Linked DNA regions of Mus musculus: region 2 is linked to region 1. A link is a loop called in an ENCODE intact Hi-C map of the cell type or tissue named here. Cell type or tissue: gastrocnemius. All regions are shown on one strand.

Region 1 (8,000 bases):
CACTTTCTCGGCCTCAGGTGGCTTTTTCATATCCTCTCCTGTTCTCAGAAATCCAAGAGGCAACCAACACTGAAGGTCAAGCAGTTTTAATAGCTATAAATTCTTAAAGGACCAGTTGACTAGCAACTTGGTGAGGGGCGGGATGGGAGGTAGGGAGACCCTTTAAAGGGCTAAGTGCACAAGATAAACCATAGTGCGTGGTGAAGGGAGAAAACCAACTCCCATAAATTATCCTCTAACCAAGTTGGAGAAGCCAGAGTCCCACAGGTTGTTCTGACCCACACCTTGGCACATGCCCTTCCCCCCAATCAATAAATACTATATAATTTTTAAAACCAGAACCATCTAAGGCTACCCAGTTCCTGGGCAGATACCTGAAGGTTCTAAGTGAACACACTACAGATACTCACACACCCACGTATATGCATAGTAATAATACAGCTTATCAAATGGAATCAGCCTGGCGTAAAGAAAATGTGGTGTGGATACACAGCCTGAAAGACGAAATCATAGGAAAATAGGCGCAATTGGAAAACAGATCAAGTGAATAAGCCAGAATCACAAAAACAAGGACATCGTGCTTCTCTCCTGTGTGAATTTGTTGTGTTCAAGTTTACATGTGTGCACACACATATGTAGACATGTTACATATGAATATAGGACCTGATAAAAAAGGTGCCGATAAGAGAGAAGGATGTGATTTTAGGGAGGGAGAAAAGAGGAAGAGAGAGGGCAGGAGGGAACACTATTTGGGGTAAGTGAATCAGAAAGAAGATGGAGGCTAGGATAAGTGACTAATAAGTGCAAAGATACTACTGTAAGAATGTAACGATGACATCCGTTATAGCATGTTAATCTAAGAAACTAACTTAAATAGAACAATATAACTTTAAAGCTATCACATTAATTTAGATTTATGATACTATTAACATTAATACTTTTCTTTTTCTTTTCTTTTTATCTGTAGTCCTGTTGGCCTCAAACCCACTATACAGCCCAGGCTGGTGTAAAACTAGGAGTACTCCTCTTGCTTCAGCTTCCTGAAGTGGTGAAATCTCAGGGATGTGCCACAAGGCCCAGCTCATGATATTTTTAACTTTCTTACTTATTTTATCTCAAACAATAAAACAGTTTGAGGAACTTGATTAACCTTAAATGATTTGAGAAAACAAGCTTTTAAAAGTAACAAAGATTCTCAGCAAAATCTTACAAGTTCTCCAAAGGGTGAGTGTTCTTTTAAAATTCACTTACACGATACAATAAACGGTTATATATTACAGTCATGGAAAGCACACACCTAAAACACAAAATCAACTGTTCTTATAGTTAACTATGCTTCTGTGGTTTTGGATCAAGTTTCTCCTGCTAGCTAGTACGATTCAAAATGTTTTAACAACCACATTGTGTTTTATTGACTTATTTTTAAGGATATATTTATTTTTGTCTTATAGGTGTTTTCCCTGCGCGTGTGCAGGTGTACTGCCTGAATGGTTAGTTCCCAGGGATACTTTGGAACTAGTTACCATGTGGGTGCAGGTCTTCTGCAGAAGCAACAAGTGCCCTTCACCACAGGTCTCTCTCCCTAACTACCAACAACTAAGTCACATGGAAAACTGATTTTTAAAAAATTCACTAAATAATCACAGATTTATTTACTTCATTAAAACATATCCTGGAGTCTTCTAATTGGAAAAATGAGAGAGGACAGGAACTGCTTTATACTTGTTCTGCAAACTTGTTAGAAAAAAATAAATCTTAAAAAAATAAAGTATTTCATAAAAATCAAAAAGCTGCAGAAATAAAGTAAAATGTTAGCAAAATAAGAGTGGCTCTCAATAAACAAAGCAGGAAATTAACCTAACAGTATGTTAAGGATTAACATAGTTTGGCACTACTAACAAGTCTATCAAGCCAGCTGTGATGGGACATGTCAGTATTCAGGAAGCAGAAATAGCTAGGCATGCTACCTAGTCAAAGCTACCCTAGGAACTATACATCGACTAGAGTGAGGCTGTCTCAACAGATGGATGGATGGATGGATGGATGGATGGATGGATGGATGGAATAGTAGGCCGAGGGGCTGGGAATCACTGTCAGCAGATAACTGTACATAGGAGTTCCAAGGCAGCTGACACTACAGCCTCAAAGACAAAAGTAGGTAAAGAGGCTGAGAATGGAGCTTAGTGGAAGATGCGTGCCTAGTATATATAAGTCCTGGTTTCAATCCCTAACATTTAAAAGAGGGAAACATGAAAAACTTTGCAGAGTATTTAAATGATACCGCCTTAAACATTATTTATTTATTTATCCAAATTATTTAAATATGAACATTTTGTCTGCATGTATGTCTTAGTGCCTACAGAGACAGAAGAGATGCCCTGGAATTGAGTTAGGAGTTCATGAGTTGCCATGTGGGTGCTGGAAAAGCACCCAGTGTTCCTAACCATGGAGCCCCCTCCCCCGCCCATAAACATTTTGAATGCTCAATGTGCACAACATCCTAAAAGATAGGCACAATCTTCATTTTACAGATCGCAGCCAAAAAGTTATTTACTGACGTCGGAATAAAGAGTGGGCATCAATCTGGACATGTTCTCTTCGAGAACACCAACCAGTGCCAATGCTTAGTGCCTACATGCCGCCCTCAAGGTATGACAAACTCTCAGGCAACTTCTCTCTATTCACACTGCTGGCAAAACTTGATAGCAACAGGAATGACACAGACTTAAGAGCTGGATGAGGGCCGGGCAGATCTACAACCCCACAGTTTTCAAGGTGGAGACAGAAGATTCGAGACCACTAACTCAAAATCAAACACTAGCTGTCCAGAAAAGAAATTAATTTCAAGGGATTTTTTTAAGTGAAGAAAAGTTTAAAAACTGTAACCAGTGATTTTACTATGTGTACTATTTAAACACTACAACTTGTGTTTCAAGAATACAGGAGTTCCTTTTCCCTAAGATGGTAAGCTGTGCCTACATATGAACACATCACCCATGGGAAATTTCAATAGTATTTGGGGAAGCTGAAGGTTCCTATGTCGCTACAAGGAAGCCTTACGTGACAAAACCACACCCAGATGGAATGATTAAATCATAATTAATCTAATTAAATCATAAAATCAGTAAACAAGATTGCCCATTGCTTCCACGCAAGAAGTTCACGAGGCTTCCTATGCCCACCTCCCACTTTTTATAATAAACAGCAGACTTGGAGGTTCCCAGAAAGGCCAAGTTTCTGTAAATAATGGCTTCCCCCGGTGACGTTTACCAATTCCACACATAGTAACCACCTCCGAAAAAAAAAAAAAAGTGCCAAAAGAACAGAACTTAATTTGATACTTTCTGTACATTCTGTGTTAACTGGAGACCAGTGGACGGATAATCAGAATAGGTATAGTGGCCCGCGAAAGGTCAACACGCTGGCATGACTCAGTTTACACATATGCCAGTATACTAATATCTACCTCATAGTGGTTACAAGAGATATAATTAGGGTCTGCAAAGCATTTTGGAGGTCACAAGATTAAAGGCTGTCTCTGCGGTCACAACACGCATTTCCTGTAGATATTAAGCAAACTACGTTTTAAAAATACATTTAAAATGACTTCCAGCATATGTAATTAATTTTCTGCAGACAGCATCTCCTTCAGAGTACGCAATGATACTTTTCGGGGTGGGGACAGGGGGTCTTTTAGGAGAATGAATCAAGTCTCCGTATGTGCTTTCGTTTCCACTTCTGGGGGGGCCATTGGGCTAGCGACCCTTTGCCACCAGACAACCAATGCTGACGTTTCTCAACTTTGCGGTTGTCAGATCGATAGGGACCTGGAACGTCGCTTTTCCAGCTCTTCGGAAACGGGGTTTCAGCCCCCTCCGGCTGGATGGGCCGTAAGGGAGAAAATACACAGAAAACATCAACATGACACAAAGACGGTTGAAGGGTCCGGAGACGGAGGCCGGGGCCGTGCGGATCCGCAGGGTCAAACCCGGGCGGCGATGACTCAGGTGGGTAAGGGACACCCGCGGCGGCCTTCTGGAGGAACCTGGGCCCCGCGATGCCCTGCTCCACTCGCTCCGAGGCCGTTGCACTCACCGGCTGGTCGACGCCATCTTCGCGGCTCCGCCAACAGCTCCGTCCGAAGCAGGAAGCAGCACTGGCTCCTAGACGCCCCGAGCCGGGCTTTTATGCGCGAGTCGCTCGCGCGCACTCCGCGCGGCTACGGGTCGGGAGGAGGGCTAAAAAGCGCTCGGTCCTTGACGACGCGGGCTGTGTACTTCCTGGTTGTCTCCGCTGCTGCTGCGTGGCTCCCGGCTGCTGGTTGATTGGCAAAATCTTCAAAGCCTGGCGGGATAGCACACCCCTTTGATCTCCGGAGGCAGAGGCTGGAGGATCTCTGTGAGTTTAGAGGAACCTGATCCACACAGGGTGCTCCAGAACAGCCAGGAGGAGGGAGAGAGAGATAAAGAGAGAGAGACAGACAGACAGACAGACACAGACACACACAGTCTCAAACAAATCAAAACAAAAAATCAACCCAAGAAGACTCAGAATGTGCTGCGCCTGAGCTAGCTCTCAAACAGAGGAAATTAAAATGGGAGTTGCCTCCTCGGGTGATACTCTCAAGTATTCCTGCACCAAGAAGGTAGGAGGATCTGGAGTTAGACCTCGTCTCAAACAAAAAACACCTTTAAATAAACAAACACACAAAATAACCAACACACAAGGAAACCAGGTTGGTTGAAAGGGGCAAAGCGCTCGCACCAAATTCCTTTCCTTTATTTTCAAGTCAGTTTTCCCTATCTGATTGAATGTCTCATTTGCCCTGACTAAAGAATTTGGAATAAAAAGAGAAATTAGTTGTTGTCTTCAGGAGTAGGTATCAATTCAAGCTCTGTCATTGGCCAACATGATTCAAAGTTCCTACATGTCCTTTATCTCAACAGTGTAGGCATGGAGGGTATCTGGCTCACAAACCCTTCTAGAATTGCAAGAGACAGCCCTGCTATGACCCATGTTGTTGTTGTTCCCCAATCATCATCGAATATTTGACTGAAAACCGAGTATAGGAAATGTAATAAAACAGCTAACGTCTATACAAGGGCCTCACAAGGCAGGTCTTGGGGGTCACCCTTGTAATTCTAGAAGTTAGGGTGCAGAGGTGGGAGGTCATGAATCCCAAGCCAGCCTGACCTGCAGAACAAGACCTTGTCTCAGCTCCCGTCCTCTTACCTTAAGGCAACAGTGCTACTTTCTTGTAAATAAACCATTCCCAACAAAGTCTGAATTAAGGTAACTGCAAGTTGGGTGTCTTCCACTGAGATGAAAACTCAGTAAGCATTTTATTTGTTAATGGAAATCAAATGCCATTAAGCAGACATTTGTTGAAGTGGGAATTTCTGGTTTTGTTAGGGACTCAGTTGTATCATGTGATGTTTTTCTGGAAACTGTCTTATGTAACGGTGTTTTGCCGAGAACAGGCGCAGGGTGTTTTTCTGAAAACTGCCTAGTGAAAGGGCGTGTGATGTTTTGCTACGGCGGATGCTTGAGGGGACATATGTTTGGAAAGAGCATAAGTATAACCCAACAGACGGCGGACAGTGCTCCTGCAATTGGTTCGCCTTGCTTGATTCGCTGATCTTAGCTTGTTGTGACTTCATAGTGAAAAATGCACCAAAGAACTTATGGTGGTGTTCCAGCGGCTTCTTCCTGCTTCTGTGGACTTGTGCTGATAGGTCGAACCTCATGGTTTCCTCTGGACCTAGCGGCTGCTATGGATTTATGTTTGCCATGTATACTGGACTGGTGTACTGGACTGCTGTTGCTGATTTGGTAGTTTGCTAGTAGACCAGACTGCTGACAACAGAGATTTGAATAGCTCCAAAGAACCATTTCTAAGCATGTCCACAACCCCTATTTCCTATTAACCTTTCTTTTTCCCTAACTCTGGTGGATGCTGGACTACAACAGAGGTTGAAGTCTTAAAGAACCATAATTAAAGAAGGTTTTGAAAACTCTAAGCCTACCCATTCTTTTCAGTATTCTTTTGTTTTTTGTTTTGTTGTTTGTTTGTTTGTTTGTTTGAAAACAGAAATTCTCTGTAGCCTTGGCTGTCCTGGAACTCTGTAGACCAGGCTGGCCACTGAGTCAGAAATCTACCTACCTCTGCCTCCCGAGTGTTGGGATTAAGTGTATGTGCCACTGCTGTCTGGCTGCCAGACATTGTTTTCTCGAGCTGAACAGAAGCTACTAGCTTCCTTTGAAAGAACAAGAGGTGCTGGGAATGTAGATCATTTGGTAGACTGCCTAAAAGACACGAAGGCGTGGGTTCAATCCCCAGCGCTGCAGGGAACGGTTGTGATAGTGCAGACTGCACTGTCAGCACTCAGGCAGGAAGAGCAGGAGCTCACGGTCGTCTTTGGATACACAATGAGTTTGAGGCCAGCCTCGTCTATGAGGAAGCCTATCTGCTGTAAGCACATGATCGATGCCTGTAATACCTTTCTCTAGGAGACCATTTTACACGTGGCCTTTGACTCAGTTTTGAGGGAGGAGAGTGACTGCCACACCTGGTTTCTTTCCACAGTGTGAGAATGTATTGAATAACAGTAAATTAGCAAGGCTCAGTGGTTTCCATGGCAGCAGTTTAGGTGTCATTTAATCCAGCCAGTTCTAATCTGGCCGATGAATGCAGTTTCTCTAGTTCCAACCCCAGCTACTAATGTTAACTATCCTATCGCTGGGGTAACTATCTCTGTATACCTATATGCATATATGTGGCTTAACAGAGCAGCATGTTAAAGCCACTGATCAGAGTTTACACTGCATTCGAAGTAGTCTGCGAGAGAGTCTGTGTTACTGACAAAGCAGACAGAGAGACTTGAGGAAGCTGAAGCTGAATCTGTTCAAGTCAGGGTCTGAGTATGAAGCTGGAGGGTTCCAGATGCTGGGTGAAGGCTGAACTGGGCTGAGGGGAAAATGGCAGGTTCAGGTCCAGATCCTGACAGGTGAAAGGTGAATGAACAGGCCAAATAACAAAGGGTTTGCAGCTGAGCCGAATGGGGGTAGTAAAGAAGTCCTCTGCTTCTTGGTCCTTGGCTTGTATAGCAGGTTATCAGATGGCAGGTTGCTGTGTGGCCATGATGTCAATTTGTTAGGTGTCTGTTGCCTTAAGGGGTCCAGGTAAGGGAGTTATACTCTTTCCTGGGTCTAGTGTGTCTGGGCAGTTCTCAGGCTATGCTTCCCAGATAGGATTTAGTTCACCTATGTGCCCCTACAGTCTCAATTCACCCCATAGTGTATGGAGTAGCTCCTTTTATACCCCAAGGAATAAGTCATTTATCATTCTGTGTTGTCTGGGTAGTTTACAGATCCACCCAGGGGATACAGTCATTCACCTCCAACAAAAGAGACTCCAAAGCTGTGTGTAAATTGGAGTCTCCAAGGGTAAGGCACAGCCCAAGAAAATGCTGTTTACCCAATTATAATGGAATTCCGAGTAGGCTATGCACACATTCTCAAAAACAGTAAAATAAATAATTAATTAATTTTTGAAAAGTATGAATCACACCTAATGGGGGTCCTCTGCCCCCACCCCTAGCAGTAGATGCCAGCACAAAGTAACCCAAAGGTATATTTTTTAGAGTTTTTGGTTGGTTGGTTGTTTTGTTTTTGCTTGTTTTGGTTTCATATAGCTTTGTTAGGGCGTTTCTCCCCTGGCCTTTTGCTTCCATATTATTTTTCCAGTTTTGAGTTTTTATGATATGTGTGTATGTGTGCATGTCTTGGGTTTTTGTAATCTTAGTTTTTTTTTTCTTTTTTTCCTTTTAGTTTGTTCATTTTTGTTTTATCATTGTTTGTCTTTTTAAATTTATTCTTTTTCTGTCTTTGCCCCTCTACTCTCTCTTCCCCTCCTTCTCCCTTCCCCTCCTCCTCTACCTCTCCCTCTTCCTGTGACAAGTTCTCTCTATCACATAGTTCTAACTGTCCTGGAACTCATT
Region 2 (8,000 bases), 160 kb before region 1:
CCTGAGCAAACCTTGGGGAGGCAAGCCTATAGCTGAGCTCCTCTGTGATTCTGCTTAAGTCCCTGCCTCCCAAGTTCCTGCCCTGTGCTCCACCCCTGATTTCCATCAGTGATGAACTATTACCCAGAACTAACAGTTGAAATGAACCCTTTACTTTCCAAGTTGCTTTAGGTCAGTGTTCATCACAGCAGCAGAAAACAAACTAAGACATTTAGTCACTGCAGTCAAAATATGTAATCAACCTGAGTGCATGTCCATGGATGGATGAAAGGAAAAAATAACACACACACACACTGAAAGATTTGATGTCACTTGCAACAACACGATGACCCAGGAACATGATGTTAAGTGAAATAACCCAGGCACATAGAGCGAAATACCAAATGATCTTATATATGTAATCTAAAACAATATCGATCTCATAGAAGAAGAGAATAGCTGAAGACATAGGGGTAAAAGTCTAAAATTGTGCTCTAAAAATCCAAATTTTCTGTTAAACAGGAGGTTAAGTTCAAAACACTTCCTATACAGTATGGTTGCTATGATTAGCAGCAATGTAGTATGTTCTTAAAAATTACTACAAGAGTAGATTTTAGGGGCTGTTAGCAGAAAATAAAAGATTAATTGTTGTAGAAAATGCTTGTATGTATGGCCAGCTTGTTTTAGCCATCCCCGTAAGTTATACACATGCTGAAACACACATTATAATTGGCACACCAGTGAAAATATATAATTTTGTCTATTTTTTTAAATGAAGAAACTGATAGGAAGCTGGTACGGTGACATTTACCTCTAACCGTAGCATTTGGGAGGCTAACAGAAGAGGGTTGAAATAAAGCCATGTTAAGACTAGCCTTTGGAAGATCTTGTCCCAACAAAATTACAACAAAATGTATTGGTGGCATTACATGATATTATAAATGAAAATATTGGTACAGGGCCTAAAATTTAGCAACCAACTTTAGTAGCTAAGTAAATGAAAATAACTATATTCTAAGACAAACAGTCTTCAGATACAAACAGAAGATGGGATTTTCACAAATTTTTGCATGCATATTTAGTAAGCATCTACTATGGACCTAGTTCTGTGTAGAGTGTCATAAATACAAATGAATAATCCGGGTATGGGTATGCTCACCTGTACTCTCAGCACTCAGGAAGCTGAGGCAGGATGACTGGGAGTTCAAGCCCAGCCCAGCCTACACAGAATAAATATAGTTCATGGCCTTCCTTGAGGAACTCCCTGGTAAAAATGAGAAGGTATTAACAGGAAAAAAAAAAGAGTTTCAGAAGTGGATAGTGCCATCTAAGAAGAAAAATTTGGAAGTAAATTACTGGGAAGAAGCAAAGAAAATTTAAGATCAAGGCAAGAAGAGAGAGAGAGAGAGGAGAGAGAGAGAGAGAGAGAGAGAGAGAGAGAGAGAGCAGTAAATGCCATTAAGAGATGAGTGGGGAAAAGCCTCCCTGTCCTGAAATGTTTGTAAATTTGAATCCCACAGTTCATACTCTACAGGATAATGAGGATCTACATATAACATTAGAACATCAAATCACTTACTACATAGCAGGCACTGTTCTAAGTTCTTCACACTGTTTACTTCATTTAATTTACAAGACAATACTGGAGACAGATTCTCAGATTTCTCTTCTACAAAGAAACAAAGGCTCAGGGAGGGCCAGGATCTTCCCAACACTGGTCAACTATTAATTGGTGGAGCTAATTTTTAGAATGAGGCAGCATAGTCTATATCCTGAAGTACTTTGTGATATGATTAAAAGAATCTGTAACAAGTGGTCAGAAGAAAGACACCCAAGCGTCCACTACGTCAAACAAATGTGTGATGGAGAGATGGAGAAGATGGAATATGTGGTGGAGAGATGGAGAGAAGGTGAAGCAGAGGGTTTTACACACCATGAAGGAAGGTGGAGCTGCAGAGTCGATGGAAGTGAAGAACTGGTGGATATGGGAAGCCTGCACAACCTCCTGAGGCCAGCCTTCAGCCAAGGAACAAGGGTGAGCCCATGGCTCTACTGTAGCCTCGGTCTATGATGACACATCTGTGGCCCATGCTGTCCCTAAAGACCATCTAATGCCGATAGTCTGGGTTGTTGCCTGAGACCATGTTAATACTGTCTGGGGGCCATACTGATGCTGGAGGCCAAACTGATCTGAGTGGCCCATGCTGCCACCTGAAGCCATGGTGGTGTCTTGGCCCAGGCTGCCACTGAGGCCATCTCTGGGTTTGTGGTCTTGCTGCAGCTGGCGTCTGTATTGCTGTCAGTGGCCAACACTACCATCAAAGGCCATGCGGATGTCTATGGTCTAGGATGCTATATGTGGATGTGGATGTCTGAGGGCCATGCTGCCATGGGGAAGACATGCTAATCTGAGTGGCCTGTGCTTTCACCTAAGGCCATGGCGACATCCAGACTCATGCTGCCACCAGGGGCCATGTCTGGGTCCACTATCCTATCGTAGCTGGGGTCTGTGTTGATATCTGAGGCCCTGGTTACTATCAAAGGTCATGCAGATATCTCTGGTCTGGGCTGCAGTCTGAGGAGGCCATGTTGATGTCTGAGCACTGGGCTGAGTTGGCCCCACCCCTCTTTCTTTGGTCACCACATTCAGGAGAATTGGCCCCACCCCCTGGCAGCTGCACCACTCCAAAGAAATGGCACCACCTTTTGTCCTCCGTAAGGTGGCATGAGTGAGGGAGAGATGCCCTGCATCCCCTTGCCCTTTGCTGCCTGCAAGAGCTGGGCTCCAGGATCGTGAGAGGGGTAGAGCTGGCCCTGTAGCTCACCTGCTACAGCACTCCACTGAGGAGAATGGTCATGCACCTTGCCTGGGCAGTATAATAGAGCTGGCCTTGGTGGCAAGAGTGTGAGAGAGGCAGGTCTGTGGGTGTGAGCACAGAAGAGCTGGCCTGCTGCTTGCCGGCTACAGCATTGGGTGAGCTAGCCAGGGCGGTGCTAGAGAGCAGGCCTACTGGTGTACTGGCAGAATGACCAACTCACCTACCATTGAGGCCCAGATCAAGGGCTTTGAGTTGGTCAGCTCCATCTACCCCATCTATGAACTGCTGGAGTCCATTAAGGGGACATCCTTCAGATCCTGCAGGTTTCTCCATGATACAGGGCAACAACAGGGTAATCAAGAGGAGTCCTTGTAAGGATCCAGTATTGGTATTGATAGTGTAGCAGAAGCCTTGAATCGGATCAATGACTCATTGCAATGAACATTTGCAAGGAAAAAAAAATGTGTGAACCAAAGGGTATACTGTGTGATAGACTGTTACACACTACAGCTTTCACCAACAGATATTTTTGTTATGGTTTTTTTTTTTGTTTTGAGAGAGAGAGAGAGAGAGAGAGAGGGAGAGAGAGAGAGAGAAGGTTACAAGGGCAGAGGGTAGATACAACTGGAAGGGGAGATGAGTGGGATTAGGATACATGATGTGAAATTCACAACCAATCAATAAAAAGTAAAATATATGTATGTAATACCATTAAATGTTTTGTTTAAAAGAATCTGTAGCCAGACACTAGAAAGGAAAGGTATTTTCGTGGCAGAGACTCCCCTCCAAGGACTAGGAACACTGTTGTCTGACAGGTTTCATCTAGAGCATTGAGTACAAAACTAGACTCAGGGAGCGGTCTTTCTACTTCTTCTGACAAAGGTTTGCTCGCAGGAGATACTAGAACTGAACCTTGACTTTGAGGCTCTGTGTAGGAAGCAAGCCAAGATACAACATGCTCTGGGGCAAGGACATTGGTTCTGTTCTCAGGAAGGAAGGAAGGAACTGGGGAGTGAGTGACTGGCCACATAAATAACGTCATGCACAGGGGTCTGGGTTGCTCTCGAAGAATCTTTTCCAGAATGGGTGCTTCACTGAGGGAAGCCCGAGAGCTCCTGTGGCTTCCTAATAGACACCTGGCTACTTCCATAACTCAATGATTTATCCAGTCAACACCAAAACAAAAGGCACACGTGAAATAAGTCAGTGGTGAACGTGATGGACACCCATCCTTGCCAGTTCAACTGCTCTTAGTCAGCCCCACAGCTCTGGGAGTAACCAACACACACACAGCTAAAGGGTGCTAGTCAGAATCTCCACTCAAGTAGCCTGGCTGGCCGACAGTCCTGGTTACTGACAATAGCTTGATGTATTTAGTTAAGTGGATAATCTTTATTTTTAAATATCTTTCTATGACAGATATCTAATATGAACCTCTGAGGCTTTTTTTCAGTTGTTATTAAAGACTGAGAGAAAAAAAGCAGAAGGTTTGACCTCTCTATCAGCATTTCATTCCTGTAGGAAGGCTACAGACTTTCCTGGTTTTAGTGTGACGTGTAAGTGTATAGAGAACACACACACATACACACACAAACACACACATACACACATATGCACTCACATACACACACACATATATGAACACACACATACACACACACAAACACATACACACACATATGCTCATACACACATACACACATATGCACATACACATATGCACTCACATACACACATATGCACACACTCACACACACAGACATACACATATATGCACACACACTCACACACACATGCACACACACATATGCACACACACACATACACACACACACACACACTACACACACTATAGATATCACTTTGATGCTTGTTCCTAGACTCAGTGGGGAAACAATTATTTCAAATTTGAGTTTGTACAAATATATCCTTAAGTGTATTTAAATTCACTCAGCAGTGACATTTCCTCTTACATTGGAGTAATTTTCTGTTAAATTAAGAGACACAGTAAATCTACTAAATTCCTTTTTTCTACTTAGTAGAAATAAAATCTTTAACATGGAAAAAGCCAAAATCATATAATGGTTTGCCACTAGATGGAGCAACTAAATTTAAAAAAAAATTTTTTTTTCCACTCACAGCAAAACTTTGAATTTCATTCTGATTTTAGGTTACTTGTTTATGTTTTTACAGTCCTCTTTGTTTCTTTCTTTATGAGATGCTTGGTAGGATATCAGAATTTCTAGTAGAAAAATACAATAAAATAACATCACACTTTGTACATTCAGGCCTGTGAGCGTACAGCTTTGCAAGATGAAAGGAACATAAAAAAAAACTACAATCCGAGAGAAATTGGAGCTCAAAACTGTAAGCAAATATAAAAATTCACCTTAAACACCATAATACCATCTTCTCTACTACCTTAATCTATCACCTTACAATGTTGCTTATCCAGTCAAACCGAGTGAAATCGACCCCTGACCTGCCAGAGCAAGTACAGCAGAGTTCATGCATACACGGCTTCCTGTGCTGTGCTTCTGTGTACAATTCCCGGCCAGAAAGATCCAGGCCCGGTGTCTGCTAGTGTGCACAGGAAGCCACATCAGCTTAGTGATTCAATTCAGGTACAACTGGAAGGAGAGGGTTGGAGCCCAAGGCTTTTTTCTGTTTCCTTTTTAAACCAAAGCAACTGTCCAGTCATTTACCAAATATGGGTGGAGCTGAGATCTCTTGCCTGATGCACATGAGGCCCTGGGTTCAACCTCCAGTGCTGGACAATAATAATGAATAAATAAATATGTCCTGGGCACCCTACTCCATTCAAGTTCATCTTGGCGGTTGCAGTGTCTCAGAATTAGACCAGACCAATCAATCCCTGAAAGGCTCACCATTCCCCATGTCTGCTGTGGACAGCCGGAATTAATAAAGCTGGATTTGATGAAATGAAAGAGGATAGAATTTACTCACCATCGACTAGTAATGACACCAGTTCCTGGACAGCAAATGTTATCCTTCCCCACCGTAACCCTACAGAACCGTTCTGAAAGTGTCTAACCTAGCTTCTCCTCAGTTAGATGCTTAGATCCAGGCTGAGCCTATTTCCTCTGCTATCGCTATCCTAAAGACTAGAGCTACAGAATTCTAATGTATAAGGTTAAAATTCTCTGTCTAGGCTGATAATGGGAGTCAAGACCCTGTGAATAAGGAGACGATCAGGTAAGCACCCCGTTGGAAGAGCCCATGGCCTCACTGAAACTTTCTCCTGCTGGAATGAGACAGCACTAATGCTCAGTCCCGCCTTTCCCAGCAGGCTTTCTGGCTAGACATGCAAAGATCATTTGATTTCATCTTATCTAGAGTCTGAATAAGCTTCATTGTCCGGTTTCTAAGGCCATAATATGGCCAAAGTAACAAAACAGGGAAAGCATCACACACAGAGTAATAGTTCATTTTTATGGGCACCTCATAATATGTTTATTCATGTTGACATGTGTTCATGTATGTGTGTGCACGTGTGTGTGGAGGCTACGGGTCAATGTCGGGTTGTCAGGTGTCTTTCGCATCACACTACATTTTTTTATTTATTTATGTTTTTTGGAGACAGAGTCTCTCATGAAATCTGGAGCTTCGTGATTTAACTAGACTGGCTGGCCAGCGAGTCCCAGGGATTTCCTGGTCTCCACCTCCCCAGTGCTGGGGTTACAGATGTATGTTTCTACACACAGCTTTCCTTTTAAAAGTACATTTGTATTAATATTTGAAAATTTTATGGCTGCATACAATATATTCTTATCATATTCGCTCTTCACCACTCTTCCTTCCTCTTAGGTCCTCCCATACTCTCCCACACTCCCCACTCTCATGTCTTCATGTTTTCATGTCCCCAACTGTCCTGTCCTGTTTCTTTTTTTTATATTCCACCAATCCAGCTTATACTGCCCATAACTCATCAGTTTGTGGTCATTTACTGGGGTGTAATTGACATATTAGGGGGACACATGCATAAAGAAAATCGATTCTCCATCCCCCAGGGGCCATCAACTGTCAATAACTCCTCCCCTAGGAGGGGCTTTTGAGACCCTCCCCTTATTTCTGTCCAATCTGAAATCAGGTAAGCACTTTACACACTGAGCCATCTCCTGGGCCCCAGAACCTCACGTTTTGAGGCACTGCTTTAAGCATTTTTTTTTTCACTTAGTGTCTTAGTTTGATTTTCATTGATAAGACACCAAGATCAAAAGCAACTCGTGCGTTGAGAAAGGGTATACTTGGTTTACATATCCCAGGTCACAGTCCAAGGAAGCAAGCCAAGGCAGGAACTTGAGGCAGGGACCTGGAAGCAGGAACTGAAGCAGAAGTCATGGAGGAATGCAACTTACTGACTCTCTTATAAATTCCAGAACAGGAGTCCAGGGTGGTACCACCCACAATGGGCACTGCCATCTGCATCAGTCTGTAATGAGGAAGATGCCACACAGGAGATAGTCTCCAGGTGAGGCTCCCTCTTCTCAGATAACTCTAGCTTGTGTTGAGTTGATAAAGGAATCAACCAGGACACTTAGTCTCCAAGGAAACTCCATGAGATAGGCACTATTTTTATGTACCCTTTTGAGGGCACTAAAGAACAGGGAGTTAAGTGCCTTGAAGAGGCTACACAGCTCTAAAATGGCACATCTGAGATCTCTGACCAAACATCCTTGCTCCAGAGTCCTGCTCTAGATGGCTAGCTTCGCCACAGAGCAGCAGAAAAGGGACTGTAGCTAATCTGACAAAGGAAGATTTACAGCGTGAAGCAGCTAGATACAGTTAAAGTTCACAGCAACCTGGGGACATTTAAAAATATCAGAAAGTGTCTCTTTAATTACATATTTTCCAGATTTTTTTCAGGATATTTCAGGTTTTGAGTATGTTTTTCTATTACCCTTGTTGAGATATAATTTTGCCCAATGTTTTTCCTAATTTCCAATCCATAAAATAAGGTTACCTTAATGGTAGAGCCCTGAGAGAACAGGCTGGCTGTGAGCAACTGAGTGTCTGCATAGAATGCACATTTGTCCTGCTGGGTAAGATCATAGGCTCCAAGACCCCAAGGGCCATTAGGGTTCCTAATATGAGAGAGCATCCTGGTGTCTACCAGTGGAAGTCTGGCATAGGAAACGTTCACTCGGGTGGTCTCAGCTAAGGAGCAGACATCATAAAAGC

What was found. Peaks named below come from ENCODE experiments on the same cell type or tissue, not always from the same donor. Only the 100,000 strongest peaks of a DNase experiment are listed, where the experiment ranks them.
Region 2: it touches region 1 in a loop (2.5-fold over the local background); 15 of 42 quality-filtered maps call a loop at or near these places.

Annotation. Positions count from the first base shown.
Region 1 is chr3:142,761,384-142,769,383 of GRCm38, reverse strand. It overlaps Gtf2b (general transcription factor IIB), which reads right to left and starts at 4,137. Exons shown (of 7, transcript NM_145546.1): 1 at 4,096-4,137. The coding sequence starts at 4,112. In gastrocnemius, no CTCF peak of the experiment used is centred here; a DNase peak (open chromatin) is centred at 4,190; H3K4me3 peaks cover 2,385 bases; H3K27ac peaks cover 1,787 bases.
Region 2 is chr3:142,922,047-142,930,046 of GRCm38, reverse strand. No RefSeq gene overlaps it. Among named protein-coding and RNA genes, the nearest start is that of 9530052C20Rik, 44 kb to the right of the region's middle. In gastrocnemius, a CTCF peak has its summit at 4,892 (motif pointing right); no DNase peak of the experiment used is centred here.